2 separate regions of the Homo sapiens genome follow, and region 1 is linked to region 2. A link is a loop called in an ENCODE intact Hi-C map of the cell type or tissue named here. Cell type or tissue: GM12878. All regions are shown on one strand. Each heading gives the region's core, and the rest is flanking DNA. Links, peaks and the distances in the headings are about the cores only.

Region 1 (15,900 bases), core at 4,440-12,439, 100 kb before region 2:
ACCCATGAGGTCACTCAGAGCCACTTATTTAACCCTGGGACTGTCTGTCTTCTGGACATCTTGTTAGTGGTCTATCTTGTTATTGTTTACATCATTTTACTGGAAAAAGTATCCCAACTGATATAGGTGTCACGAGGCAGAGTTGGACCATGTCAGGCCAGTGTCATGGCCAAGCAGGAATTCTAGGTGTGAACAATGCCAATGTGTCTACAGAGGAGAAGGGAGCAAATATGCAAGGGATGCACAGACATCATGCATGAGAAGGCGCTGGGCAGTGCTGCCTAATCCTTCAAACCATCTTACTAGTTCCAACTCCAATCCTAACCCACATGGGACTTTAAAAAAATAATTCAACTGAGTCTCCAGGGTTGAACGCAGCGCTTCTTAAACTTTAATGTGCTTACGAGTCACCTGGAGATGGTTCAGCAAGTGTGAGATGGGAGCCCATAGTCTGCATTTTTCACAAGCTACGAGGGGATAAGAAAGCTGCTGAGCCACAGACCAAAATTTGAGCAGCAACAACTTCTAACTAAAAGTGTCAATCTAAAGCACTTGATGAGTTTGCTCACCAGTCTGAATTCTATTCCCATACAGATTAAGACCTTGTGTGGAATGTGGATGTGCTGATCATAAAATGACTTTAGGTCTGCAAGATCTAAAACACAGACAGGCTATCTCTGTCCAGAATAAAAACCTTAACATGCAGCCCTTACAACTTGGAATGTTTATATGAACTTCTGACCCCCTAAAAGTACTTGCTTCGCCATGCATAGGTTAGTGATGGCCATAATTACTCTAGAAGATTTATGAATGCAATCACTTTTAGGGAAATCTCTTCAAAGGAAGGCATTCCCTAAACCATTGTAAATAACCCCAAGACAAAACTGCAAATCTGAATGCAAGCTGTTTTCTACCAATGCATCTTGAAAAAACCAACAACAATGTCAACTGCCTTTGGATCAAAAATATTTTTAATAAATTTCCAAAAACTGTTTTAAAAGTTAGATTCATTGTTTATACCAAATGCTAAAAAATATTGTTGATGGATTGGAGTTAACCATAAAATAAAAATCAAACCATAAACTTACTAGAGGAAGATACAGGTGAACAGTTATCTGTTCTGAGGTTGGGAAAGGCGTTGCTAGGGCCAAAAGGAAAACAAGAAACCAAAATAGGAAAGACTGATAGAGTCAAGTACAGTTGTTTAAAATTCTGTGTCTCAGAAAGCACCTAAACGTTATTTAAAAACAGAGTGAGGAAAATATATGCTACAAATAAAGCAAACGGCTAATAAAAGGTCATTCAAATAGATAAGAAAAACACTAAAATCCTAATAGAAAACAACAGCATAGACTACGAATAGACTAGAGTGGGAGAGGTGCATCCAAGAGGCTCAAGGTGATTTCTGGGTGTACAGGGAAAAATATGGGAACTATTTTTTAACCTATCCTTTAAAACTCTATTTTGGTGAACAGTGGATACCCTAAATACCCTGACTGACTTGATCACTATGTGTTATATACATGTAAGGAAATTTCACATGTACCCCACAATTTGTACAAATAAAAAACTTTAAAATTCTGTTTTGTGGTATTTTTATAATTTAGGTATATTAGTGAAATACTGGCCAGGTGCAGTGGCTCACGCTTATAATCCTAGCACTTTTGGGAGGCCGAGGTGGGTGGATTGTTTGAGCCAAGATTTCAAGACCAACCTGGACAACATAGGGAAACCCCATCTCCACACACACAAAATTTTTTTTTTAATTAGCCAGGTGTGGCTCGCACTTCTGCAGAGGTGGTACACTTCTGGGAGCAAGAGTTGGGAGAATTCCCTTGAGCCTGGGAGGTCGAGGCTGCAGTGAGCCATGATCAAGCCACACTGCACTCCAGCCTGGGTGACAGAGCAAGACCCTGTCTCAAAAATAAAATGCTGCATGTGAATATGTATATGGGAAATGCATTCTTTGTCCAGATACAGGATATAGAATCAAAAGTTTAGAGACCATACAGAGGAATACGAATAAACTAATTTTCAAAAGTTTAGCCTTTTTACCAAAGAAATGCAAAAATAAGAAAACATTGCCTCCTAAGAAATTTGTCAAGCTTTTTTTTAAATCAATGAGGTAACCAGTCTTTTGTTTGTGGTAAGAAACAAGGGGTAGTGGGATCTAGCCGAGGGTAGAGACACCAGCCAGGGATTAGAACTCAATAAGCAGTACATGTAATTCGAGGGTGTGTGTGTGTGTGTGTGAAATCTTAAATGTTTGCCCTTCTCTGGCCCTGGATTTCCTCAGGAGAGGCCAACTGTGGACCATGGAAGGGCAGAGGGCATAGCTTAAGTCGCTTGACTGGGCTCTATACTCCTTGATAAGAAGGGCCACCCTGCAGCGTTGGCCAAAGTGGGATGGAAGAAAAGGCTGGAAGGTATACAGATGACTCAACAGCCCCAGTCAGCAGTGGCACTCCATGGGCTGCACCATTACATTCCCCAGTGGTTCCCAATCAGGCCACGGGACTACTCACCAAGCTCTCTTCAAACCATTCCTTTATGTAGGCAGCTGTTGGGCCAGGGATCTGGCTCAGGAGGGCTGCTCTCTCCTGAGGAAGCTCCAGCATCTCCAAGGCCAGCCTCAAGTCCTCGATGAGATGGAGCACCGGGAAGGGGTTCATGTAGGAGGCCGGGGAAGCCAGTCCAGGCTCACAAGTACCATCACTAAGATCTGCACCTGTTTTAGTGCCTGCAATGAGAGAGAGGTGAAAACTCAGTAAGAAGGGTGGACACCCTGAGCAAGGTACTAGTAAAGAGCAAAGGTGGTGAAGAAACGGTGAAAGGGACAGATAAGAAGCTGGGGGTGAGCTGGGCATGGCGGTGCACGCCTGTAGTCTCAGCTACTTGGGAGGCTGAAGCGGGAGGATCACTTGAGTCTAGGAGTTCCAGGCTGTAGTGCACAATATCTGGCTTGCGAATAGTCACTACTCTCCAGCCTGGGCAACAGAGTGAGACCCCATCTTTAAATAAAGAAACCTGGAAGGCCACCTGGACCCCAGCTGAATCACTCACAATGTAAACTTTCCAGAAATCATCTTTATCTAATCTCGGGCTGGACAGTGTAAAAATAGGCATACAGAGGTGGATGACTGTACCCTTTGGGACTGATGTATGAAGCTCACACACTTAGACAACTGGGAAAGCACAGCCAGTCCTCACTAGGGACCATAAACTACGTTTAGACAGTAAGATCTCATTCTTCAGCTTTTAGAATTTTTTTCTTTATATTAAAGTCATAGATTACACAGTTGGCCACCAGAGATTCTTCCATTCCTGTGTGTGCATTCCACTCCTCTGATAAAGGGATGGATCTTGACTCTGGGCTGGCCTGGTGACTTTCTCTGATCAACAGAAAGCAGTGGAAGTGACTCTGTACCAGCTCTGGGCCTGGGCCTTAAGAGGTCTAACAGGTTCCACTCTTTCTCTCTTTGACCCTAAACTGCCATGTAACAAAGCCCAGTTACCTGGCTAGAAAGACAGCCCCACCTTTCTTGGCCCTCCCAGCTGTGGTGACAGACATGTGAATGAAGCCATCTGGGATCTTCCAAGCCCCCATGAGCCACCCCGACTGACACCAAGTGGAACAGGGAGGAGACACACCTGCAGAGTGCTACTCAAATCATGAAATTACAAAGAAACGATGGTAGTTTTAAGCCACTATGTTTGGGTTGGCTTATCCCACAGCACTAGATGACAATTACTGTATTCATTTTGGTGAGGGTTTAGTGAACTGGAATCTTTCTGGATCTTCCCAGTTAGAAGATCTTTATATCCCCTATATATCTCTATATGCTCTTAAATTTGCATTATTATTATGTATATCCATACCTCATCTCCTTATTGTGGGCTGTGGAGTCTGAGAGAGAGTCCATATTACATTTAACTGAGTTCCCAGCATCATGCACTCTACCCAGTAGACACTGAAAAGGAATCTGACAAAATGCCCGCACATATACCTGAATGAGTATCTAGAGAGAGAGTGCTTCAATGTCCTCAGAGATCTGGTATATTGGGTCAGCTCTTTCTAATTTGATATGCCCCAAATTCAACTGTTCCACTATTCTTTTTTTTTTTTTGAGACGGAGTCTTGCTCTGTCACCCAGGCTGGAGTGCAGTGGTGCAATCTCGGCTCACTGCAAGCTCCGCCTCCCAGGTTCATGCCATTCTCCTGCCTCAGCCTCCCGAGTAGCTGGGACTGCAGGTGCCCGCCACCACGCCTGGCTAATTTTTTGTATTTTTTAGTAGAGATGGGGTTTCACTGTGTTAGCCAGGATGGTCTCAATCTCCTGACCTCATGATCCACCCAAATTGGCCTACCAAAGTGCTGGGATTACAGGCGTGAGCCACTGCGCCTGGCCTGTTCCACCATTCTTACACCTATTTAACAACAGCAGCAGCAGCAAAAGTCTCCTTTCCGTAAGTTCAGTGATACATTTTTCAAATCAAAACTGGGGCAACAGTCTAACAAAGGAAGTCTGTGCTCCTTTCAGCAGTAAGAAACACTTTAGAAAATATGGTTTAGGTGGTGGAATTTCTAGGGCATTTGCATTATTTATAAGGCCAACCAGATGAAAGATTTGAAATTAGGACTCTACTGGAAAATGTGAGCTTGGGGCCACCGCATCCATGGTATGCTGCAGGCCTGACATCCAATTCCAGGTCCCTTTACTCTTCTCAGAGCCAACCTCCTCCTTGCCAGGCAGAAATCCACACAGATGGAAACAATTACCATTTGATTGCCAGTTTGCTTTCTGAAAATGCATGATACAGGGAATCATGGATCACCATCCACAAACAAGTCAGAGGCTCTGGGGAGCCAGGAAACTGCCCAATTACCCACCACTGTGATGTGTGCTCAGCACTTTCTGGCTCCTACAAATCCAATTAAGAGTGGACTTAGAACAGCCACAGCCAAACTTCAGGGAAGAAAACGGACAGAAGCAGAGCAAGACCTCCAATCTCCAAACCATTGCTAAGTAATCCCTCTCCATTCTGTACACATGAATTTTAAACACGTAGCCATCCAGTTTAAGTATTTCATAAATGTGGGAAGAGTGAGTCAGGCTAAAAGGTGGATGGAAGATCTGGGTTTTCATTAACTTTATATCACTGTGTGGCCTTGGAAAAGTCTCTTCCTTTCTCTGTGACCCTCTCTGCCCTAAAGCTTTGGGATTCTTTCCTACTATTCAGAGTATGCGTGTGTACATGTATGTGAGTACATGTATATCTGTGCCAAGTTTTACAGGCATATGTGTGTGTGCGTGTATATATATATATATATATATATATATATATATATATATATATATATAAAACTTTAATTTCTATTTCTTTGAAACTTATATTTCTTTTATTACTTTAACAAAACCAATAGTCAATAAATACTAGATGAGGGAAGTGAAAAGATAAATATTTTGTCCCTGAGCTAGTTGTAATGACAGTGACAGAAAAGCCTCAGATGACAAACGCCACTTGACTTTAAATTTAAGAATCAGATAAGGTTACAGGGCAGAAAACTAAGGGAAGAAGAAACTTCCAGATGCCACCATGGGGCTTTGGGATGTAAATGACAAAATGATATTGAATAAACATCTATACAAAGGGAGATACAATTCTAAATTTCCTCTCAGAGGAAGAGTTTGATAACCAGCCTCCAAGAAGCCGTCAGTGACCCATTCCTCTTAATATTCGTAATTTGTGGATATTATATCACGGTTGCTCTGTGTCACCAGTAGAATATGACAGAAATGATAGGATATGACAGGAATGTCACTTCCAAGGCTAGGTTATAAAGAGCACTGTGACTCCTTCTGCTTTATTGTATCAGGCCACTCACTCTGGGGGAAGGCTGCTGCCATGTTATAAGGACACTCAATCATCCCTATGGAAAAGTCCATATAGTGAGGAAATATGGCTACCTGTCAGCAGACATCAAGGAACTAAGCCCTTCTACCAATGGCCATATGAGTGAGCCACTGTGGAAGGGATCCTCCAGCCCAGGTGTTCCCAGCCCTAGCCACAGACTGGTACCAGTCCATGGCCTGTTAGGAACTGGGCTGCACAGCAGGAGGTGAGCAGTGGGCCAATGAGCATTACGCCTGAGCTCCGCCTCCTGTCAGATCACTGGTGGCGTTAGATTCTCATAGGTGTGTGAACCCTATTGTGAACTGTGCATGCGAGGGATCTAGGTTGCTCACTCCTTATCAGAATCTAACAAATGCCTGGTGATCTGAGGTAGAACAGTTTCATCCTGAAACTTTCCCCCGACTCCCCAGGTCCATGGAAAAACTGTCTTCGACAAAACTGTTCCCTGGTGCCAAAAAGGTTAGGGACTGCTGCTCCAGCCCCAGAAAAGCCTTCAGATGACTGTAGCCCCAGCTAATATCTTAACTATAACTCTTTAAGAGACCTAAGCCAGAACCACCCAACTAAACCGCTCCTGAATTCCTGGCAGATAGAAACAGATGATAAATGTTTATTATTGTATGATGTTATGTTTGGGGTAATTTATGTTACACAGTAAAATAACTAACCAATAAAAATAGCTGAGAATATTCTGAGAAGTACAATCAAGAGGCACTTGCCATACACTGCTAAAATATGTGGCTAGAATTACCCTCACAGAAAAAAATAAGATCTTTATTATACACCATACACAAAAATAAAATTTAGACAGACAAAGATTACACACTTAAAAAACTGAACTAGAAATACAAAGAGAAGATAGGTCAAAACTGAGTGAGAGGAAGATTTTATAGGCACAAGAGCAATTGAGCAAGACATAAAAGAACAATAAACCTGACTACATAAAATTAACTTCTGGAATATTAAAAACAAAATTAAAAGACAAATTATAGCCTGAAAAACCTACTTGTAGGCCAGGCATGGTGGCTCACGCCTGTAATCCTAGTACTTTGGGAGGCCGAGGCAGGCAGACCACCCGAGGTCAGGAGTTCGAGACCGGCCTGGCCAACATGGCAAAACCCCTTCTCTACTAAAAATACAAAAATTAGCCAAGCATGGTGGCAGGCCCCTGTAACCCCAGCTACTTAAGGCTGAGGCAGAAAAATCGCTTGAACCTGGGAGGCAGAGGTTGCAGTGAGCTGAGATTGTGCCATTGCACTCCAGCCTGGGCAACAAGAACAAAACTCTGTCTCAAAACAAACAAACAAACCTACTCGTATCAATTACAACAAAAGCTCAGTATAGCCTTCATACAAAAAGAGACCTTATCTATCAATAAGAAAAAGTCCCCAAGCCACTTCTCACACACAAAATAGGCACAAGGTTCTTATATGGGCAGTTCTGGAATTAAAAAACAGAAGTAAAATTTAAAAATATGGAAAGAAAATGTTTTTGCATTGGTAAATAGAACATTTAAAAATGATATTCAATTTTCACCTACGTAAATTGTTGAAAATGCAAATGCAATGATAATTAATGTTGGCAAGCTCATATGCTGTTCATAAGGGTACCCTCATACACTGTTAATAGACACAAAGACTGGCCTAATCTTTCTGAAAAGCAATTTGGCAAGATACAGGAAAAATATTCATGCCTTTTGACCTAGCAAGTCCAATTCTAGAAAGTTAAGCTAAGGAAATATAACCAGACACGTAGTCAAAGATTAATATATAAGAATAATCTCAGCAGCATCTTAATTTTCAAAAAGTAGGGGAAAAATCCCCCCAAATTGGTGAATGTTTAAATAACTTCTGAAAGAAAGAATATGATTCATATAGCTGTATAAAAAACAATTATCTAAAGACTCAGTAACATGGGGAAATACTTGCCTTATTCAGTAAAACAATTATATGTATATGGTATATATATATACAGAGAAATACCCAAATGTTGACAATATTAATTTTCATTACTTTTATAACAATTTGTTTTAAACTTTAAATTTGTTGACTCTAAGTGAGAGATTCAAGTTTGACATTTAGTTTGCACAGGGACTCTAGGTTCTCTTGTTCTTTCAAAGTCCCCACAGGATGCTAGACAATATGGAAGAATTCAGGCCTTTATTTGGGCAGGAAATTAAGTGAGTAAACCCAGACAGGTTTCTTCCTTGTGCTGTTGATTAGCTTTCCCTCGCTCTATAATTGCATTAGTGAAAGGGGGAAAAACCTGGTAGTATTTTCACAGAACAATCATTTCAGAAAATCTCAGAGCAGGCCTCTTGGTAAGCTAGCCATGTGCTGCTTAAGGGGGAACCTTCTGGAAACAGGACATACTCAACTGCCAGGAGTCCCCCTTACCCACAATGAACAAACAGAAAAGCTGAAAAAGATAACACTCTTATTTTATTTTATTTTTTAACATGGAGCCAAGCTTGAAAGACAGTAAAAACCTTGGGTACCAGAAACAAAGAGTGAACTCAACAGTGAAATTAATTCAAGCTGACTCTAGAGTAGCCCAGGGGCAAAATACCCAGATATAGGGAGGAACCGAGATTGGGGCTTGAGGTTTTAATGCCTCCAGTGAAAGCAGTAAGTTGAAAGTGAGACCCCTATAGAAAGAAAGTACCCCAAAGTATTGCCTATTTCATAAATGGATCTGAGAAAATTCACCCAACGGCAGGGAAGCTTGCAGTATGCTAAGTAACCCCCTAGGTGTTTATAATACCACACATATACACCCTCCCTCACCCCCCAGTGAGACATCAAGCCTACAGGCCTCTGCATACCACTGGTATAGTGCCAAATTTCTACTATGCACTGACTACCGAAATCCCAAACCAGAAATCAACACACATGCACACAAAATGGTCCAGAATAGTGCAACACCTAAAGCCCAGCATTAGCAATTGCAAAATCTCCCAGGAGGCTCATTTCCACACTCCACACACATTTCCCACAATTACCTCCTGTAAAAAAATTACAACCACAGTGGGAAACAAATCAAAATAGAAAACAAATAAAAAAAATGTGTGCCCTAAAACCTGGAATTAACAGGAAAATTTAGAAGACACCATAAACCACTAATGCTGGATATGCCTAAATATAAGGCAAGATTTGCCCCCCAGATTTCTCAGAAAAGGGTAATTCAACTTACAGTCAAGCCTAAAGTTTCTCTTTGGGGAATTCTATTTATTTCATTTTGAGCAACAAAGCAGTATTTAGAGTAGCACAAATATTTTCAACTTTCAATGCACATTGAAGTCACCTGAGCGGTTTTACAAACTCCAGATGCCTGGGCCCTCCTCCAGGGATTCTAATTTAATTGGTCTGAGGTGTGACCTGGGGTAATAAAAAGTTTCCCAGGTGATACTAAAATGATGCTTAAGCTGAAACCATGGCACTAGCAGATCACCTCAATGAAGTCTAGCTTTGATGGTTATAGAGGTCACCTGAGAATTTTTATTTTAAGGAGCAAAACCAAAATTTAATGAAGATTTAATAATTATTTTTGAGGATAAGACCACATACAATGCAAGTGTTATAGGATTTCATTGAAAGCCTTTTTTTCTTTCTTTTTTTTTTTTTGAGACAGAGTTGCTCTGTTACCCAGGCTGGAGTGCAGTGGCGTGATCTCAGCTCACTGCAACCTCCGCCTCCCAGGTTCCAGCAATTCTCCTGCCTCAGCCTCCCGAGTAGGTGGGAGTACAGGCACGCGCCACCACGCCTGGCTAATTTTTGTATTTTTTTAGTAGAGACGGGGTTTTGCCATATTGCCCAGGCTGGTCTCGAACTCCTGACCTCGTGATCTGCCTGCCTCAGCCTCCCAAAGTGCTGGGATATAGGCGTGAGCCACCGCAGCCAGCTGAAAGCCTTTTAATGATCGCTTTCGAAAGCACATAGGGATGTCTGTGGTAGTGACTGGGGTTGTTCAGATATTTTGTTCTCCTCTACTTGCATTCATAGTAGGCTCACAGTTCTGTCCCTTGAAGTCACTCATGGTCACATAACTTCCTTTGGCCAATAAACAGAAACCATGTGTATCACTGTGGGAGAAAGTCTAAGAGCCAGTACACAATTCCTCATATCTCTTCCACCTGCCCTGACTTCTGGCAATAGTGGAGACTCAATCAGTCTGTGTTCAAGTGAAGATGACAAGGACCAGAGCTCTTGGCAGATCTCAGGGAACTTGCAATGTGTACAAGAAATAAACCTTTGTGTTTCAAACTACTGACATTTGAGTAGTTTCTCACTGCAATATAACTTAGCCTATCTTCATTCATGCAAAATATATATTTTGTACAATTAAGACATATAGACAAGATAAACTTTTAAAGTCTAACCTTTTACCACGTAAATGGAGTTCTTTGGCATGAGATGAAATAGCTGATGACAGCATCATATGTGAATTTTTAAAGTGTTGTATTTAAAACAAATTCCAAGTAAGGATGGCATGTTCTAAAACCTTGCCACTTAAAAGAGGGGTCCACAGGAGTAGCAATAGCAAAACCTGAGAGTTCATTAGAAATACAGTCTCGGATCCCATCCCAGACCTACAAATATGAATCTGCATCCCCAAATGCTCTACAACTGCTCTAGAATGCTAGGATTATTCAAAAAGAGCGCTCAAAATGATAGAAACAAAGATAAATATAAAAAGCTTGAATAAAATTATTTCATCAGATGTGCCAGTGATGGGAATGGTGGTGGGCACCTGTAATCCCAATTACTCAGGAGGCTGAGAATTGCTTGAACCCAGGAGATGGAGGTTTCAGTGAGCCAAGATTATGCCACTGTACTCCAGCCTGGGCAACAGAGCAAGACTCTGTCTCAAAAAAAAAAAAAAAAAAAAGTGCCAATGAGACAAGAAGTTCATAAATTAACATATTATTTTGAATTATTGAAAGCCTTTTACTTAGTGCTTAAACACGTAACTAAATCAATACACTAATATGAGTAAATATTTTGTCTATTTGGGAATATTTGGGCATATGTCATATGTTTTACATAATTAAAGGAGAAAAGGAAGAAATAAAAACCTTAAAGAAAAGGAAAGCATGATTTTAAAAAATAGGAAAATCTGAAAAAAAAAATACAAACCAAAATAAAGAATGCAGCCAAGCAAATTAATTAAGTGAACAGGTTAAATAGCAGATGAGAGAATTATTGGAGAGGAAGATAGATTTGAAGAATGCTGCAAACAGAGACACAAGTGAAAAATATAAAAGAGGAGTTAGGAAGCATGGAATTAAAAAAGGAGGACAAGGTCCAACACAATTCTTCAGGAATTCCAGAAGAATACAGAGGATGAAGCAGAGACAACAAAGAAAATGGCTATGAATTTTTCAGAATGGAAAACTTGAGTCCTCTCAGCTTAAAGACACTCACTGAGTCCCAAGAATGATACATCAAAACAAATCCACCCAAGAAACAACACAGTGAAACTGAAGAACACCAAAGATAAATAAGAAGTTTAAAAACAACCAGAGACAGAAGACAGATACAGATTGCCAGACTTCTCATTAGCAATAAATCCCTGTGACCACAAAATAATACCTATGGATAGTGACCAACCTACAAGCCTGTACAAGATAAACTATCATTCAAGATTATGAACATTTAAGGACATTTTTCAAATGACGACTAATACAATCTATTACTGACAGACTATCAAATTTTAAGGAAGAAAACTATCATGCAAAAAAAGCAGGATGAAAGAATCAACTATGACTGGAGAGGTTGTTAAAACTGTTAAACAAAATGCTATCAACTGAAAAAACAATAATTTGGAGAATACAAAGATACTAGAATACTGAACGAAAATAATGTGGAAGATGGGGCAGTGATGAGAATTAAAGCATTCTAAGAGTCAAGTATTATTTATTTTATTTTTTGAGACAGAGTCTGGCTCTGTCACCCAGGCTGGAGTGCAGTGGCACGATCATTGCAAGCTCCACCTCCTGGGTTCATGCCATTCTCCTGCCTCAGCCTCCCGAGTAGCTGGGACTACAAGTGCCCGCCACCACACCCGGCTAATTTTTTGTACTTTTAGTAGAGACGGGGTTTCACTGTGTTAGCCAGGATGGTCTCAATCTCCTGACCTCGTGATTCGCCCGCCTCGGCCTCCCAAAGTGCTGGGATTACAAGCGTTAGCCACTGCACCTGGCCGTCTTATAAAGAAATTTAATCGTAGTTTAAATTTTTTTCCACACAGAACACACCAGGCCAAATGCTTTTATATGTTAATTCTATCAAACATTAAAGAATAATTCTAATCTAACAAAGTACTTTAGATAAAATATAATGGCCAACTTGATGATAACAAAATGGAAAGCCTCAGTAAAATGGACACATTTCTAGAAAAACTTAACTTGCCAAGACTCAATTAAAAAATTAAAACCTGTCCACACCATTAAAAGAAAAAAATCTTCAAACAAGAATACACGAGGCCCACACAGTTTTGCAGCTCAGTTCCTATACCTACAACTATAGTAAATATTTAAGGAACACATAGTTCCAGCCTTATCCAAACTCTTTCAGAGAATGGAAAACGAGGCACAGTTCCATAAAGGACTGGGAGATGGGGTCTACCAGTGAGGGAAAAATGGAATGAGGGCTGTCAAACAGCGGGTGCCCCAGTAGCTGTTTTGACCTCTTCATACAAAGGGCAGTCTTTGATAGCTCTGCCCCTTAGACACTCCTAAGACCCCCACTCCAACTCTTCTGAACAAAGTCCTAGCAGGGCTCTCACAACCTGCAATGGGAAACAGCGAGTCCGATACTGATGAATGCTATATGCTGCTGCACCTCAGAGAAGCCGGGGACAAGATCAGTCAAGGACTGTTCAGAGTATGGACTCAACAGTCCTCAGCACCACAGCTGACTTCATTCACAAGCCAACGTGAACAATCTCGGTCTTGATCAGAACTTTCTCTGCCCCTGCACAATCTTTTGTTGTTTTCTTTTTACAAACCCAGACGCTAATCAGAGTTGGCAGAAAGGCCCCAGCTGACAGGGCAACTTCTTTAACTGTCATAAAACAGACTCCTCTTAACTATTCCTCCTCAGTGAGTACTGCTTGTACATAACTGCATGAGTAACCTCATGCAGAGCCAAGAGGAGTAAGTGGCCTTCTGTGTCCTGACCACGTGGCTCTCTGGTCCCCTGCCAGAAGTGGCCTGACAAAGTAGCCACTGAACCTGTCAGTTCACAAATTAAGCTCCATGCAAAATTAGTGTCTGTGGCAGTTGCTCTAGGCCATCCAGAGGGAGGTAATTAAGCAATATAGAGTTCAATTTCAATTGTCAACAGTGTAATTCAATTACAGTGAATTTGCAAGCAGAATCACAGGGACTAATCAGGAGGAAGACTAGATCAAAGGTTAACATCCTACTGGAAACTATAATAATGGTCTTTCATATTAGAACCAAGTCATTATTGACAAAGATCCTAGAGTCTTTAACAGCCACCCTTTCCCAACTTTCTGATATAAAATACTGAGGTCCCAATCTAGTATAGACCCAATCTAGTCTAGTCTAGTCTAGTCTAGTCTAGTCACCTGGGATTCAGCCATTCAGATTTCAAGAATTCAACTTTACAAGGAGTTTCATTTAATAGTCCTGCTTACAAGGCATTTCTTTTTGCATTTACAAGAACCAATTTCTCTCTCTCACACCTCCCAACATTGACCACCTGAGACAAAGGCCATCGCACCGTGGCTCTGGAGGGGCATATTTACCACTTGCGCATTAGGATGTCCTCTCAGAGTACTCCTGGTCTGATTGTTTACAGGAGTGATAATCATCCCGCACTGTTTGCACTGTTTTAGTTGATGCAGGAGGAGACAGACTTTTTTTTGCACTAAAAGCTTAATTACATAAACATTGATATCACATGCCCAAAGTGCACTCTTTTTAGAAGGAGTTTTGGAAAGTAAACAGTAACCCAGCCTACTGTAATTAGTAAGAGGCAATTCCTTGTTACATAGTATATGATTACTAGTGATCACTGAATACAGTACATCCATTTTAGTAGGAATCTGTGTTGTTTCTGTGTAAGTGGTTACTATTTGGGAGGTCCAGGAAGCCCATAAAGGTTTTTTCCGTTGAAATACGTGGTAACTGTGAGAAAATACATTCTTTGGGTACTTGAGTACTTTGATGGAAAAGCAGTTGTGTTTTGGCAGTGGTGGTGGCACTACTTGACATCATGCAATCTAAAATTAATAAGAGAACATAAATAAAGAGAGGAAGATTTAAATGTTCACACAAAAATGTCATTTCTGCAAGATCTGTGGTGTGGTGCCAGTTTTCAAACTTCTTTAGCTGTGCCACCCTTAAGCAAAGGAACCCTTGCTTAGAAGAAATAACGTAAGAGAGACAAGAACAAAACCACTCTGGCTTAGGGATTGTGAGCAAGAGCAGAAAAGTATCCTTCCCTCAGTTAATTCTTTTCTCCTACAGACAGCCCCATGCATCAACATAAAAACCAGCCCAGGAATAAAAGGAGCCTGGAAGAGACTCAGATGGCCCTGGAATCAAATCTCAGCACTATGATCTTGGGGGGTAAAAATAATTTAATACTAATATCAATAAAACAAATAACTTACATCAATTAAGCACTTTCTAGGTGCCTTATCTGCATTAATTCAACCCTCACAATAATATGAGACAGGTACTATTATTACTGCTATTTTATCGATAAGTAAATTGAGGCTCAGAAGAATTAAGCAATTTGTCCAAAGATCCCACAGCCAGCACTAAATGGCTGAGCTGGGATTCAAACCCCTACAGTCCAACTCTGTAGTCCATGTTAATAACCACAAAAATTCTTAACCTCTTTGGCCCAATTTGGTTCAGCCATCCTAATGCCATCATAAAAATGAGGAAAAGTGTCCTCAGCAATCTTGAGAAAAAGTAACCTGAACAAGGCATTCAAAAGAATGATCATTCTTTTTATCAAGAATAGCATAGAAAACATGCCCTCCAGATACTCACTAGTAACCTCAGTGTTGAATAATCTGTCAAATAGCTCCTGTCAAATATCTGTGTGAGCCAGTTACTACTTCAGGGATGGTTCATGGGACATACAAACTACTAGTCTTCAAAAAAAATAATAATAATTTGTTATTCCAAAAGAATCAGTGAAACAAGGGTGAAAATAGAGAAAATAAATGAAGTTCAGTATGCAGCCAGATAGAAGATGTATACAGAAACCTATATGTATACCTCCTAACCAATGAAAAGGAGATCCTAGTCACAAAAGCAAATGAAAAAAAAACATCTAGCATGTATTAAATGCTTATTAACTAAAATGCCTAAAACCACCAATTATGGCACTGGAGATACAGTGGCAGAGCCTCTGTCCTTAAGAAACTTACATGCTGGTGCAGGAGGCAGACAATAAACAAAGAGGCAAATATGAATGTGATAGGTCAGGTGATAAGTGCTATAAAGAAGTATAAACAAGATACAAGAACAGAGTTATGTGGGAATGCATGATAGACACAGTCAGGGAAGGCCTTCCGGTACGGTAACATTTCAGCATAAGCCTAGATCTGGAGGAGGGCATTCCAGGAGAGGGGGGGGCAAGCTCATGGTTAAAGTGAGATACACCCTGGGAACGTAAAAGGGATGCATAAAGGGCCACGAAAGCCAAGCCATGCTAAGACCTTGCTGGCCGTGGTAAGGGCTTTAAACTTTATCCTGAGATGGGAAGCCATTGAGGAGTTTTGGAGAGAGGAGTGATATGACTTAATTTACATTTTCAGGTTTACTCTACAGCTCTGTGGGAAACAGTCTATAAGGGAGCAAGAACAGATGCAGAGAGCAATCAGAAGACCACGTATTAAATCTGCAGACCCTGGGCAAATCCAGCAATGGATGCACAAGCCTTATACAATGAAAACCACAAAACTCAGATGGGAGAAATAAGAGCTTTAATAAATAGA
Region 2 (15,900 bases), core at 4,493-12,492:
CAGCTGCTACCCTGGAGCACCATCCAAATAGCTCTACTTTCGTTTTTTTTGAGATGGAGTCTTGCTCTGTCCCCAGGCTGGAGTGCAGTGGCGCAATCTCGACTCACTGCAAGCTCCACCTCCCGGGTTCATGCCATTCTCCTGCCTCAGCCTCCTGAGTAGCTGGGACTACAGGCGCCCGCCACCACGCCCGGCTAATTTTTTTTTTTTGTATTTTTAGTAGAGACGGGGTTTCACTGTGTTAGCCATGATGGTCTTGATCTCCTGACCTCGTGATCCGCCCGCCTCGGCCTCCCAAAGTACTGGGATTACAGGCGTGAGCCACCGCGCCTGGCCCCGAATAGCTCTACTTTCTAAGCCACCATCTACATCAGGCCCGTGGTTCCCTAGCCGCTCTTTCAACTGTGAAACCCATACCCATATCAGTTTGCCAATTCCTGAGTTCCTTCCCATCAGAGAAAGCAAATTGTTAACAGGCTCAGTGTCACCAATGAATGTGGTCTGGAATTAGTTGTGATGGTATCAGCCCATATTCCTTCATTTTTGGGTACTTATTGTATGCCAGGCACTGGGATATGGACTTTACAAGTTCTTAAAAGACCCCGTGGGGTTCTTTAATGGAGGATGCAGCGTTGTAGAGACACTAATTTGCACAAGGCCACACTGTGACTAAGTGTCAGAGCTGAGATTTAAACCCAAGACTTCCAATTTCAAAGTCCAAGCTTTAGCAATTATGTCAATTCCCTCTGTAGGTCCAGTCTACATTTCTGATGTATTAAAAGTACTTTATCTGCCTTGGCTTTCTAGACTCCCTAAATCTAGCCAGATGAGCTTCCTTTAAGAACCCTAGTCCAAACTAGTAGCATACAGCAGGTGCCACATCCCACTTATGGTTTCCTAGCTGCTTATCCCATTTCTCTGGATTCCCCCAGCTAGTGACATGCATATGTATCTTGTTTGCCCCCACAGTTCTGTGCACAACCTCATTTTTCCCTATTATGACCTAATTTTACCTCTTCATTTAAGCAGTTCCTTCAGAATGCTTTGGGTTTAGCTCTCCCAAAGTACCCAGCCTTAGGGACCACCTCTGTACCTGATTTCTTATGGCCTGTCTAAAGCCTGCTTAGAGGGCTAGGCTGCAACCTTAGCCAATTTTTTTTACCAGTCCCCATACCCAGGGATACCACTAGCATTGGCATTGTTGCCAATGGCCAAGTCATAGCACAGCTCCCACCTGAACTCCATAGCTGGGTTTTGCTCATTTGGTGAATTTCCTTGTGTGTGTAATTAGCCAGAATCAAGGTCAGCCTCTGGAAATACGGCGGTGCAGCCTACTGGTCTCCCCCTTCTTAAGGTGCAGCCCTTCACTTGGGTGAGTTTTCTGGGCTCTGAATCTTTTCCTCTTCTGGACAGCGCCACTAAGGTCCTAGAATGCTTGTGAGCTGGGACCAAGCCCACAAGATGACAGGATTAAGGAGTTTCAATACATCTGGTGTCGTGATAGGGTCATTGCTACCAGCAATATTGCAAGAAAAGCCTCTTGAAAACAAACTTATTCTAGGGAAAGTCAAGCATACAAGTCAGTTCTGAAAAAGTTGTCTCAGGAGAAGACATGAGTAAATTTTGCTGTTGTTGTTCAGCCCCCTTTTGTCTGGCTTCTGTTGGGGGAAGACTAGAAAATCTCAACCAAATCAAACAAAATAAGCAAATTACACCTTTCCAAACTCCTATAACCTAGTGAGCTGTTTTTCAGCCAAAAATTGTATAAAACAAAATGTGAGAAAAGAAAGATTTTTCCATAATTCAGAAAAGCATTGACCCAGTGGGATTTTGTTGAGAGGAAGGTGGTAGAGACTCAGTCATCAACACCGGAGACAGTAACGGTGGTTTAATAACTGTTGAGCATAATGCTAGCTTGGCTGGTTCCAGTGCTGGTGCCAGCCCCATTTCCATGGGCAGAAGCAGCAGTGTCCTTGTTATGAGACCTGGTGGGCTCCCAGGCAGTACCAGGGGTTTAGAAGGTACCAACAACTCCAGTAGTATCAACAGGAAGTAGTGGTTACAATCCTATCTGAACAGAGAAGATTGTAAGTGAATTCAATTGTCCTGAGACATAAGGATCTAATTTGAATTAAATTGAATTGAAACCAAAGATGAGAACTGTCCTAATGAAAACTGTAATGTGAAGTGACATTTCGATCACAAAAATGACAGCTGATATGAGACAGGCCATTGAAACAGACCCCAAATTAAGAACATGAAAAGACAGAGTGAAACATTAGATAATATCTCTCTGTGAATCTGAAAATGGGACTTTATTACAGGAAGTACCTAAGGGCTCTGAACTAAGAAGCTTGTCAAAAATGGAAGTGATTCTTATTACATGATTTAATCTTATTATGTACTTAATATTGTTAAATTTACATTTAAAATTTTATTTAAAAAGCACAAAAATCTCAGGATTTTGTTGACTATTTATTGCTTACCACAGCTTTGCAAATATATGAAGATTCATCATGCTCTGCTGGTTTAGAATCTGATTTTGTTGACTGTTGCTTAGCACAGCTTTACAAATATATGAAAAATTATCACGCGCTGCCAGTTTACAATCTGATTAGCTTCTTTCTGTAAAGAGGACATTCTATTTTTTTTTTACTTCCTCTCTCGGCTTTAAGAACAAGTATGTTAAAGAAATAAAGCAGTATGAATGTGACTATACTGCCTTTCAGGAGATTGGGCCAGTAGCATGGAAAAATGAAAGGGTCCATTTGGGCAACAACTACTATTTATTGAGTGCTTAAGCACTAGCTCTATCCTAAGAGCTTTGCATACCTTATCTCATTCATGCCTCACCTTAACCCTCTGTGATAGATATTACAATTACAGTTTCACAGTGAGGTAACTGAGTCTGAAAAAGGCCAAATAATAAAGGTAGTAAATGGCAGAGCCAGAATCTGCCACCATGCTTTTATGGATTAAAATGTATGCTCTTAAGTGCTATGCCCAGAATGGTAAATTATTGTGCTTTGAATGGTAACTCCACTACAGCACCTTTCTAGAAAGGATTCTTAGTCCAGAAATGAATTCTGAACAGTCCAGACTTCACAGGAGAGTGTGTTAAGATTCACCGTCAAGTAGACCTTGAGGGGAAAGGTGGCAAATGGTGCGTGGCATGTGTGACATGTAGATTGTTATTTACTGAGAGGGGCTCATTAGAAACAATCAAGAAGCAAAGGCTACAGTGAAGGCACCATTCAGAAGGTAAGACAAGGACTGTCATATTTTTCGATGAGGTGGCAAGATAGGAAATTACTATAGGGCCAAAATTACTCTACCTGATGAAGTAAAGTGGAGGATGTTTGGAGTCTGTTACTTCAAATTAATATTCATTACATGTATTCATCATTCAACAAACATTTATTGAGCACCGGGCATTTGTGCTGAGCCCTAAGAAAACAAAGTTATGCTCAGCGCTGTGGCTCACGCCTGTAATCCCAGCACTTTGGAAGGCCAAGGCGGATGGATCACCTGAGGTTAGGAGTTCGAGACCAGCCTGGTCAACATGGTGAAACCTCGTCTCTACTAAAAATACAAAAATTAGCTGGGTGTAGTGGTGGGTGCCTGTAGTCCCAGCTACTTGGGAGGCTGAGGCAGGAGAATCACTTGAACCTGGGAGGTGGAGGTTGCTGTGAGCCGAGATCATGCCACTGCCCTCCAGCCTGGGTGACAGAGCCAGACTCCCTCTCAAAAAACAAACAAACAAAACACAAAGATAAATAATGCACATTCTATTCTTGAAGGGCTCAGTGTGGTCAAAAGAAGACTATAGAATCAAGGATGAAGAGAAGGAACACAGAATAAAAGGACGTCTCAGCAGGAAGCTCTGTGACTACTATGTGTGAGTGTGTGTGTCCATAATTCCATCTACCCAAATCACGGAATAGGAATGATAAAAGTTATAACAAAAATTCGATAAGGGTGAAATTGGAAAGATTCCTAGGATATATGTGATGCACTGGGTTATAAAATAAAATTCCATTAAAAAGCCTAGGATTGTCTCCCACTGACAGTACAGCAAGCAGAAGCCAACCAGAAGAAGAAACTTGCCTTATTAATTCATAGCTCTGGTAAAATTCCCCTGTGAGGCAACCAATGCCCCATCCCATGTCTGTGCACGGTTATTCTACCTCTGCAATTTGGGACTCAAATCTCTGGTCATCTCTGTAATTTCAATTCCTAGAAAGAGCTCCTAAACTGATCATTGTGTTCCTAGTAATTAGAAGAGTAACTGTGACACAGAAAGGGTTAACAAATAAGAATTATAAATGATGCTTTTGTGTAAACTTTATTTATTCAAGTGCAATACACATGTTGTTATCCCAATTTTTGTTTTTAAGCTAAATGCTTAACAATCTGATACACTAGAAAATTATAAGATTCATGATTTTAATGGACATATTTAGAATAACTTAACTAGTTAAATTTATAGTCACCATTTAAATGCTTAGGAAAATCTATTATACTACATTTATAAAGCTTATTTTTAAGATATTGAAATGCTTAACATCATTTCACCTAAATGTATAAGATTTTATTTGTTAGCATTATAAGAGTTACATGATTGAGAACAATTTTGTTTAACACCTGCATTAGATGTTTGGAGTGTTTAATATAATCACATTTTAAATTTGTGATTTTAGCTTGAAATATTCACAGAAATGTAGTTAATCAATTGCTTAAACAATGCTTAAAAATTTAGGAGAATTTTACTCACTAGATTTATATCTTTTTTCTCATTTAAAAATATTTAAGAGAATTTGATTAAACGTAAAATTGGTGTTTAAAAGTTTAGGAAAATTTAATCTGTCAAATTAATAAGCTAATGAGAATTTAGCAAAGAACAAGTGAAAAAAGTGTTTTTATTTCAAAACAGAATTATTAGATCTATAATCATTATAACAGTTAACATTATGTAGAATTTGGTATGTACTATTATAAGAATATTAGATATATTATTAATCCTTACCACAATCCTCTGAGGCAGGTACTTTTATTCCTGTTCTACAGATGAGAAAATCAAGGTACAGACAAGTTAGTGACTGCTTCGTCAAGTGTGTTAGTTTCTTAGGGTTGCCATAATGACGTATCACAAACTGGATGGCTGAAAATAACAGAACTTTATTGTCTCACAGTTCTAGAGGCTAGAAGTCTGAAGTCAAGGTACCAGTGGGCCCATGCTTTCTCTGAAAGCTCTTGGGGAGAAGTCTTCCCTGCCTCTTCCTAGCTCTTAGTGGTTGCCAGCAATCCTTCGCTTATAGCTGCATCACTCCAATTCCTGCCTCCATTGTCACATGGCAGTCTCCTGTATGTCCCTCTAGGTCTTTATATGGCTTTCCTATAAGGACACTAGTCATGGGATTTGGTGCCTACCCTGATCCAGCATAAGCTCATCTTAACATGCCTGCAAAGACCTTATTTCCAAATAAGGTGACATTCTGAGGTTCTAGGTAGATGTAAATTTTGGGAGGACACTATTCAAACCAGTACCCCACCAATATCCAGCACATTGGTAAACCCAATGTCAGTTCTTAATCTTCATTTTATTTACATCTTATTTGTCACATCTGGGCATTCCCTCTTCCTGGAAACAATTTCTTTCTTGCCTTCTAGGATACCAAACCCTCTTGGTTTTCTTACTACTTCAATGACTTGCTCCTTCTCAGTCTATCGGTTTCTCTTCTTTTCTTTACCTTTAAATAGAATGTCCCAGTTCTTAGTCCTGGGACCTCTTCTCTTTACCATTTACATCTCATCCATTTTTACAGCCTGATCTTTCTCTGGAACTCTAGATTCCTGCATCTAACTGCTATTTTATGTTTTCCTATGGATATCCAATAGTTGCTTCAAACCTATTAGGTCTAACTCCTGATCATCCCACATAGGTGCTCTACCTGCAGTCTTCCTGAGCTCACTTAATGGCAGCTCTATCTTTCCACGGTCAACCTTGGAATCATCCTTTACTTTTCTCTCTCATACCCTACAGAAAACCCTATTGGGTCTCCCTTCAAAATATACCCAGAATGTAACCATTTCTCACCATGTTCCTTGCTTCTACACTGTCCAAGCCTCTGTTATTGCCATCTAGATTATAGCAGTAGACTCCTAATGGGTATTCTCACGTCCAACCTTGTCATTATCTAGTCTATTCTCAACACAGCAGCAGAGAGATCAGTGATAACTTTGGATCATGTCACATCTCTCTTAAAAATTGCCATGTTGGCGAATGAGCCAAAGTACTTTTGAAGCTCTACTGGGTTCCAGTTACCTGAGCTCTGCCCGCTGTTACCTTTCTGATCTCATCCCCTACTTCTCTCTCTTTTTTCTCTCCTGCATCCCCCACATTACTCTCCTCACTATCCTCGTGTGAACCTCCTTAAGGCCTTTGTATTGGCCGTTCCCTTAGCGTGTATTTCTGCATGGCCACAGGGCTTGCTCCCTCACCTCCTTCAAGTGTTTGCTCAAATATTGCAATTGTTTGTGAGCCCTACAATTACCTCCATTAAAATTAACCCCCTGTAAAAAGTAAACAATCTATGTCACACTTCTGATCCCCATTGCTTGCTCTATTAAATTAAATTAATTAATTAATTTTTTTGAGATGGAGTCTCACTCTTGTTGCCCAGGCTGGAGTGCAGTAGCATGATCTCGGCTCACTGCAACCTCTGCCTCCCAGGTTCAAGTGACTCTCCTGCCTCAGCCTTTTGAGTGGCTGGGATTACAGGCGACCGCCACCATGCCCGGCTAATTTTTGTACTTTTAGTAGAGAAGGGGTTTTGCCATGTTGGTCAGTCTAGTCTCGAACTCCTGACCTCAGGTGATCCGCCCATCACAGCCTCCCAAAGCGCTGGGATTACAGGTGTGCGCCACCGCACCCGGCCCTATTTTATTCTTCATAGCATTTACCTTCACTATAACATAATACATCTGTGTCTCCCACTAGTCAAGTTTCACTAGAGCAAAGATTTTTGACTATTTTGTCCCTAAAAATGTATCTTCAGCACCTATAGTAGGTATTCAATCAATATTTGTTGAACAAATAAATACATCCTTGAAACTCCCATTTCCTTATGCAAAGTGATTGTTTCAAAGGAAGCTTGATTGATTCTTACTTGAACAGAATTCTTACAATACAGCAAATGATGCCATACAGTGAAGCACCTTGAAAGATTGCTGGGATAAGCTGACAGCATGGCAGCCAAAATAGTGACCCCAGGCTTGCAGGAATTCTGTGCTTTCTGGAGGAAATGGTCATGGGTTTCCCAACCTGCCTTTTAAACTAAGGTAAGTCTCTTATAAAGACCTTTATGAGAACTGTTTGAGCCCTCATGACACTGCAAATCCATCTGAGATGATGACTGGGACCTTCACTGCCACTGTCTTCATTCTCATGGGTGTTGCCTGGCTCTTTGGCATTCAGAGCTAGCTCTCAGTTGCTTTGGTGCATTAATAGAACCACTATGCCTGTAGATTTGAAGAAAAATTGACATGGAGAATTTATCTAAGAAATCAGTAAGTAAAACTTGTAAAAATCATTTTACAAGTTGTAAGATAGAAGAAATTGAAATTCTGTCCAACAAGAACTTATTCAATGCTGACTTTGTGCCAGGCATTTTGCCAGGTGCTTGTTATACAATGATGAATAACACTTAGGCCCATTCTCAAGGAGCAGTGGGAGGTGCTGGGGATGACACACACACAGATAATATCAAGTGGCACCAAATGCTATGTCAGGGGCAGGCACAGGGTGCTAGGAGAGGATAGCACAGACGAGAAGCATTTAGCTCATACCACAGGATCTTCAGAATGCTTCCTGAAGAAGCTGACAACTGATTAGATGCTAAAAAGACAGGCTGGATCTAGGCAGGAAAAGAGGGGTTGAAAGGACAGCACAAGAAAAAGTTAAAGCAGAAGCAAGGGCATGGGGGTGAATAGAAAGCACTGTGTGAACCACCAGCCATTAGGTGTGGCCCCAACATAAAGTATAAGGAGGAGATGGAGGCAGGGTCGCAGAGGACCTTGAATGCCAAGGTAGGGAACTCGATCTTGATCTTGTTCAGAATGAAGGGCAGTTATTGAAGGATTTTTAAGTGGGAGAGTTACATGCTCAGATTTGTACTTTAGTACTTGAAGGAGTGTAGAGGTTGGATTGAAAACAAATAAGAGAGTCAGAAAACCAGAATTGAGTGATAGTATGGGATCAGCTGAAGCACCCCTCTTGCCTTGACAGATCTCACTGAGCCTGGCCCTGTGGAATTACTGGTGAGTGAGGATGGGAAGGAGGTCGTTGCCTTTAGCACTTGAGAACTCTAGGTGGCTGGTCCCAAAACAGGACGGGGCTGTTTAAATTTAGCATTTCCTGAATAGGGACCAATGGAGTTCTGAAAAAATAAGTCAAAAATATAAATACCAAAGAGATAATGAATGAAGAGTCATATATTTATCACCCACTCTCAACTGACCCTAAACTTTAGTGAACAATAAAATGGACATTAGATCTGTTCACCTGTGAACTTGATTTCAGGATATCACCATTACCACTTATGGAGGGTGGCCATTTTCTGGCTAAAGAGCAAGATCCCAAGGTCCTCTAGCTCTCATTTGCCTGACATGGGGAAGACACTGGAGGGAGGTGTAACCAGCCTGCTGCATGTGCAGGCAGCTTGCCTCTCTCCTCTGGGTGCCTCCACCCACTGTGAGGAGCTGTGTGCAGACTGTACCTTGTTTTAATCCTCCCTTGAGTACTTACACACTGACCAGCCCCCTCCTGCCTCCTGACTATTGCATACTGGAAACTTCTCCATGATCAGAGAGCAAAAGCTCAATTGCCATGTTTAGTAAAAGGTCTGCAGTAAGTCCAAATCAACTAAAAATAGTCAATTTAGTGGGTACTGACAGACCCTATGCCCCAGACCTAAAGAGTTCACATCAGGAGAGAAGACAGATGTATCCAACTAACTACAAAATAAAAATGAGAGGTGGTAAGTGGTAAATGTATAATCAAATACAATCTAAATACAATCAAACTATTAAGGGAGTACTTCATTCCAAATGGGGCATTGCTCACTAGAAACTTCATGGAGGAGGTGGCACCTAAAATGAACCCTGAGGATTATGTAGGACTTTTAGACAGTGGGTGACTTCCTTCTTGGGCACCTGCTGGGATCAGCCCCATCTGACTGGATGGTGATACTTGCTTTAGCAGACATGACCCAGGGAAAGGCCATTTTTGCCCAGAATTTACACAGGTCACAAAGAGCAGCTGTAGAATGCATAGCCTATTGTGATACCATGAGGGACTAAGTACCAACCCCATGAAGTCCTCAAGCAGGGGCCTTCACCCCTTTCCCAGGACCTTCACGTTCTCCTTTCTTTCTCCAATGGTGATTTACAGATGTGTTTTTCTGTATTTGGGAAAAAGTCTCAGAATTAGCTTAAATGAGCCAGGGACAATGGCTCATGTCTAAATCCCAGAACTTTGGGAGGCCGAGGTGGGTGGATCACTTGGATCCAGGAGTACAGGACCAGCCTGGGCAACATGGTAAAACCCCATCTCTACAAAAAAAAAAAATACAAAAATTAACCAGGCGTGGTGGCGGGTGCCTGTAGTCCCAGCTACTTGGGAGGCTGAGGTAGGAGAATCGCTTGAGCCCAGGAGGCAGAGGCTGCAGTGAGCCGAGATGGCGCCACTGCAGTCCAGCCTGGATGACAGAGCAAGAATCTGTCTCAAAAAAAAAAAAAAAAATAGCTTAAACATTGGAATGTTGTATGGAATATACACATCTAATAGGTTGAATAGAACTTCATTTTGAAAAGTCAATTAAATGTGTGCTAATTTTAGAAAATGTATTGTCTTGCAGCTTGCTTTTTTTTTCTCAGTGAAAGAGACAGAAACAAAGGCCCTTAAATGTGTTTGAAAAGAGGATACAAGATAAGAAACTTTCTTTTATCCTTAAAGGTTTAGAGGCTTTTATTGATATGTTATTAATAATATTAAGATTTTTGGCACTATTCCAACTATTAGCTTTTCATCTCAAAGATACTCACAATGTCAAAACAAATAAAACCTATTAGCTGAATTCGTTTTCTCTCATCTGTGTATCTGCTGTCCTCTATACACTGTGGCTGATAGTAGGCCACGGCATGTATCTCTCAGCCATGCTGTTAGCATTGGGCCTTTGTGTGACTTAGAAACAGAAGCCTCCTCCAGGCAAACTCACCACTTGGTGAGTGGAGAGAAAGCTGACTTTGAGCTGACTTTAGCTTCACACATCTCCTCATCCTGGCACCCTAGTGAAGAAACCACCTGCAAGACAGTGTGTTGGGGTGCTGGGGAAACAGCTCTTTGGGGAGGTATCAGGGGCCTTAGGTTATTAAAGGTAATGCCCAGGTCCAATCTCAGAATGAGAGGCTGTGTTATTCTGCATAACAATGTAAAATGTGTTCCCCGTAGGCAGTTTCCTATTGGCAGAGACAATTATGATATTAGATGGATGTTTCTTTCCCTGGCTATAGAATTTTTAATTTCAGTTACTCGCATTGTCTTCACTCGTGTTATCCCCAGCCCTTAGGAAATCTTCATTAAATGCTATAGTCTGGCATTTGCATGCTTTGGGGGAATGGGGAAAGGGACTGTGTCCGTGCTTGGGATAGGATGTGGGGATAGGGCAGGGAGAAGATGGTGGCTGGGAGAAGCAGCTGAAGGCCTCTAAAGATGGCTGTAGAGAAGCCTGGAGTGCAGCAGAGAGCGGAAATGGTAAGCATCATCTGGAATCATGAGATGCAAAAAAGACCATTCCTCAGGCCACTGCAGAGACAAATGGGAGGAAGACATCAACTAAGGGCTAGAGAGAAAGGGTGGGGACTCAGGGTATTTGAGTATTAAAATGAAGGGTGATTCTGGGAGCTGGAGGCTTGGACTCTCATCAAGGGCTGGAAATCAGGTAGGTAGCAAGGAAAGGAAAGAAAAGTGACTGGGGAGCAGCAATGTCAGAAAAGGGGCGACTCACCTGGACTTAGGGATTGGTATCCTGCCCTGTGGGGAAGCTGAGCCCTCTTGGCCAGCTGGGAGCCTCTGGCCTGTCAAACAAGAGGAGACCACAGAGGGTGCCTGCTGAAGGAGACTGGGCTTAAGGCCTCTTCCCTGGTGCTCCTGAGGAGGGCGACTGAGATCTGAACTTAGGGGCCATGCCCTCTGCGCCCTGGCCTGACTCCCTTTCGGCCTCCTCTCCTACAACTCTACCTCTCGTTGCTCATGGTCCTGGCCACACCTGCCTCCTCTCTACTTCTGGACAGGCCACGCTGGTCCTTGCTCCAGAGATGCATGCTGGCCATCTGCTCTGTGATGGAAATGCACTTCTCAGGCCTCTGCTTGGCTGTCTGCTTCTGGTCAGTCAGGGAAAGTGTCATTTTCTCAGGGCCTTCCCCAGCCACCCAGCACAAAGGAGTGCCCCATCACTGCTGTCACATCTTGCCTTTGTATTTGCATCGTCCAGCTTGTGATGACCTATTTTCTGTTCAACTGTATGCAATTTGCCTGTCTCCCTCCACCAGAATGCAACCTCCACGGCACAGGGGTCCCCACTCACTGCCTTGCTCAACACCTTATTCCCAGTGTTGGGAATAGCATGTGGCATATGGCGGGGCTCAGTAAACACTGGCTGAATGAATGTGTGCATGCTAGAGACCAGGACAACTGAAGATGGTCATGGGAACTGATGATAGATAAGCCAATGGCTGGCTCCTAGGGGTTACAGAAACACTTTGGAGTATCTTCCCAGCTTGTACTGACAGTACCCACTCCTCCCCATAGTGGGCACGCCACCATGCCTGGCTAATTTTTGTTATATTTGTAAAGACGGAGGTCTCAGTATGTCTCCCAGGCTGGTCTAGAACTCCTGAGCTCAAGCAATCCATCCGCCTTAGGCACCCAAAGTGCTGGGATTACAGGCATGAGCCACGGTGCCCGGCCTCATTTTATTCTTTAAAGGAGTTTCAGGGCCGGGCGCGGTGGCTCACACCTGTAATCCCAGCACTTTGGGAGGCCGAGGCAGGGGGATCATCTCAGGTCGGGAGTTCGGGAGCAGCCTGACCAACATGAAGAAACCCCGTCTCTACTAAAAATACAAAATTAGCTGGGCGTGGTGGTGCATGACTGTAATCCCAGCTACTCGGGAGGCTGAGGCAGGAGAATCATTTGAACCCAGGAGGCGGAGGTTGTGGTGAGCCGAGATCGCATCATTGCACTCCAGCCTACGCAACAAGAGCAAAACCTCACCTCATAAAAAGGAGTTTGGGTTAGGTTTTCTGTTCCTAGAAGCCCAAAGCATTCTACTTGACTCAGGGTGTGATAACTGTCCCGTTCAAAGCTCTCTGGGCAACTGGCTCCATTGCTATCTTGTATGGAATTTATGTTCTGCTCTAAGGACCAGTCTCTCTGAAAGGAGTATGGGTAAGGCAAAAATAAAAACAAAAGCACTCTGGAAGGGAAGGGGACGTTCAGAGCTGTCCTAATGGACAGACCAGGAGCAACATGTGGAAACCCCAGTGAGATCATTTTGACCGTATAGAAGCAAAACTTTGTCAAAAATTAGAACTTCTTCAGAGCAGCCTCTCAAGACATTGCACAAGAGGATGAGAGAAGATTGCCTTTGAAATGGCCCCAACTTACGTACCTACACCTCTGTGGGAAAGAAGCAGTGGACAGAGTCAGAGAGCAGCTTTTCTGAGTGAGGAGAACTGCAGGGAACAGAATCAGGAGTGAGAAGGCCTCTGGGAGCCAGGACATTCTTATCTAATACTTGAGGCCAATGTGGCAACAAGCAGAAGTGCTTGTGAGTAGATTTTCTACATGTTAATTACTTAAGATTACTATACTTTTGATTTATTTTACACTTGAATTTGATTTCTTATCATTGTTTGTTTTTCCTCAGTGTGTGTGTGTGTGTGTGTGTGTGTGTGTTTTAAATATAAACCTCTATTAATGCTGTCAGTTCTGTCTTACTTAGTGACCCTTGATTGCTCATTCACATTTTAAAATTAACCACTGGGTATTTTGTGTATTTTTTCTCTGCTTTTGTGTGTGCAGACTAATTTTCTAGCTATCTCTTTCTCTAGAGTTGGAATCCAACCAGCAGCAATGTCAGATTTGTTGTTGTCGGTCATGAGGTACATGCTAGTCCCTTGCAAGGAACAGTTTCAGGCACAGCTGGATCCAGAGGTTCAGACAGTGTCATCAGGACTCATTATCACCTTCTCTACTTCTCAAGTATGCTTTCTTTTGTTTCACTCCATCCCGGAGTGCACTCTATTATTTTGATGGTGAGATAGCAGCCAACAACCCCACATTTGCATCCTCACAGCTTCAAGTCCAGTGGAAAGATGTGACTTTTCCGGATAGTTCCAACAAAATTCCTGGGCCTAAATTGGGTCACACACTCACCCCGAACCAATCCCTGAATGTGATGATTGGGCTTAAGCCTGGGGAGATGCAAAGACATTCCTGGAGCTGAGGATGTGGATGCCTCTACCCAAACCACATGGTTAGAGGGGGAAGAGGGGTGAGTCCTCAAAGGAAAATGTGGTTCTTTTATCTGAAGAGGAGAAGAAAAGCTGCATAAGCAAAGTCATACATTTTCACTTCAGGCCTTTTCAAGCTAAGATAGCGAGGGAAATTATGTTCTGCTTTGGGGGAGTAAAATCTTTGCAAATACAACATTTAGTCTTAACAGAATGCAACATTTAAAAACACATCTGTGGGAAAACCACACAGAACACAGCATGCCTTCTAAAGTAAAAAAGAGTATTCCATTAGCTTTCAGAGTTTTAAAAACAAAGGGCTTTCTGTTAATAAATTTTAGTGCATATTATTCAGTGCATGTCCTATGTCCTACTGGGTTTAGAAATTATGGTTATTTTGAAGCATTTGATTAGGTGGGGAGGAAACATCAGAAGCAAAACAACTGAAAGTACATTAGCAAAAAACCTACATCACAAATCATTTGGGAATGTGAAGTCATAAAGGATGATGAATCGGTGCCAGCAGGATGGAAACAAAAGAATTTTCTTAAAAATTCTAAGGCATTGTTCTAGTTTTAATTGTTAAGTGAGCTGAATAATAACAGCTGAGAAAGAAAAGTCTTTTAAAACCAGCATTACTGTGTGATCCCGACACTGACCATGTCAGAAACTGATTGTGCTCTGACTGGTATAGCTGTGTCTTCAAAGCCGCTTGACCAGCACAGATGTGAGGTTGAGAGGTTTGCTGACATGTGTCGGCATGTGTAAAACTTTTTCCAGGGAGAGGGCAAGAGAAGGAAAAGAAAAGTTAAACTGGAATTCCAGTAGGTTGTGAGATTCATCTTGATGATAAAATAATGAAGAGAGAAAGCCTTTCCTAACAGGTGGAGAGAAGTAAGTCCGCATTTGGACCCAAATAAGCTTGGTAGCTATGTCCAACAGGCAGAGATGGAGGAACACTGTGAGTTTAAATCTGTATTTTGTCAGCTTTTCTTACAATAACAACTCCAAATCTTAGTTGCTTACAACAATACACACTAATTTCTTGCTGATGAGTTTGTGGTTGGCTGCAGCTCTGCCAGACAGGTAGAAATCTACTTCTGCGTCTTCTTGTTCCAGGACCGAGCTGAAGAAGCCCCCGTCTTCCAGCGCATGTTATTCCCATGACAGATGCTAAAAGTTCAAGGGGGTGAGTAGAAACATGTGGAACTGGCATGTTGTCATCCTTTCATATTCTATTGATTGAAGCAAATCCCAGGCCCGAGTCCTAAGTCATTGGAGTCAAGACCCTGACAAGAGTGTGCTGGGGCATATAACCATGAAGAAATAATACCATCTACCTTAATCTGATAGCTCGGCCAGTTATTTGCCTCATGATGTTGGATAAATTAGTTAAGCCTCAGCTTCTTTTATCTGGGGAGACAAAACTGTTTACTTCACAGGGTGAGAGTTAAACTGGGGATGCCTGTACAGCACTGAGCACAGTGGTCTGGATAGAGTAGAAAATGTAACATTGGATTATTATTCATCGGAGGGATCATATTACAGGCAAAGCATGCCTGCTTGGGAGGCGGGCAATGACTGGCATCGGGGAGAAGGCAGACAGGAGTTGAGAAGTTAGCTGGGCACAGGGGAGGGGGTGGTAGTTGGGCAGGCAGGAGAGGGTTTAAGGTGGTGGGAAGAGCAGGGGCCCACCAGACCCAATGCTCACAAACACTGGGGAATGGACGAATAAATGGGTACATGAGGAGAGACAGTTCAGGCCCTCTCTCAAACAACTCTAGGAGAACAGCTGGTCTGAGGATGGCTGTGGCTTTATTTTCTAGGATAGCCTGGTCACCTTGCTTCCTGTGGGTGAAGCAGACTTTGCCCCTTGAGATCAAACCTGGCAGGCTGTGCTTTCCACACCCCCAGTCCAGTTGCTTTTCTTGTCCCTACTGTCATCATATCCTGCCCTGTACTTCCCCTTCTCCAAACCAGCCCCCACTTCCACTGTCTCCAGCCTTCCTCTGGTGCTCCACACCTACCTCCCCTACATCCTTAATCCTTCATGTAAACTTTCTATCCACTTTCTCACTTCAACTGAATCCTGGTTCTCTTTTGAAGTCACAACACTTTCTTTGTAGCACTCTCAAGAGGCCACTTAGTCCCTCACATTCCATGCATCTATGCACCTCAGGGTGGCCTGGCAAGGTTGTCGCTTTTGCTCCATTTTTTTTTTTTTTTTTTTTTTTTTTTTGAGGTGGAGTCTCACTCTGTTGCCCAGGCTGGCTCACTGCAACTGTTGCCTCCTGGGTTCAAGCAATTCTCGTGCCTCAGCCTCCT

Evidence for each region. A loop is a pair of places that touch in the nucleus more often than their neighbours do. Peaks named below come from ENCODE experiments on the same cell type or tissue, not always from the same donor. Only the 100,000 strongest peaks of a DNase experiment are listed, where the experiment ranks them.
Region 1: a loop joins it to region 2, with 2.2 times the contacts of the local background. A loop is called at or near these places in 2 of 110 quality-filtered maps.

The regions. Positions count from the first base shown.
Region 1 is chr11:7,552,393-7,568,292 of GRCh38, reverse strand. PPFIBP2 (PPFIB scaffold protein 2) reads right to left here. Exons shown (of 24, transcript NM_003621.5): 3 at 2,526-2,740. Among named protein-coding and RNA genes, the nearest start is that of PPFIBP2, 46 kb to the right of the region's middle. RefSeq lists an enhancer at 4,651-5,152. In GM12878, for the core only: no CTCF peak of the experiment used is centred there; DNase peaks (open chromatin) are centred at 8,176, 8,522 and 8,702; H3K27ac peaks cover 1,179 bases.
Region 2 is chr11:7,449,237-7,465,136 of GRCh38, reverse strand. The region is part of intron 6 of SYT9 (synaptotagmin 9); the gene reads right to left. It overlaps SYT9-AS1 (SYT9 antisense RNA 1), which reads left to right. Exons shown (of 5, transcript NR_103855.1): 2 at 3,801-3,898; 3 at 7,178-7,341; 4 at 14,695-14,764. Among named protein-coding and RNA genes, the nearest start is that of SYT9-AS1, 8.6 kb to the left of the region's middle. RefSeq lists an enhancer at 13,062-13,573. In GM12878, for the core only: no CTCF peak of the experiment used is centred there; no DNase peak of the experiment used is centred there.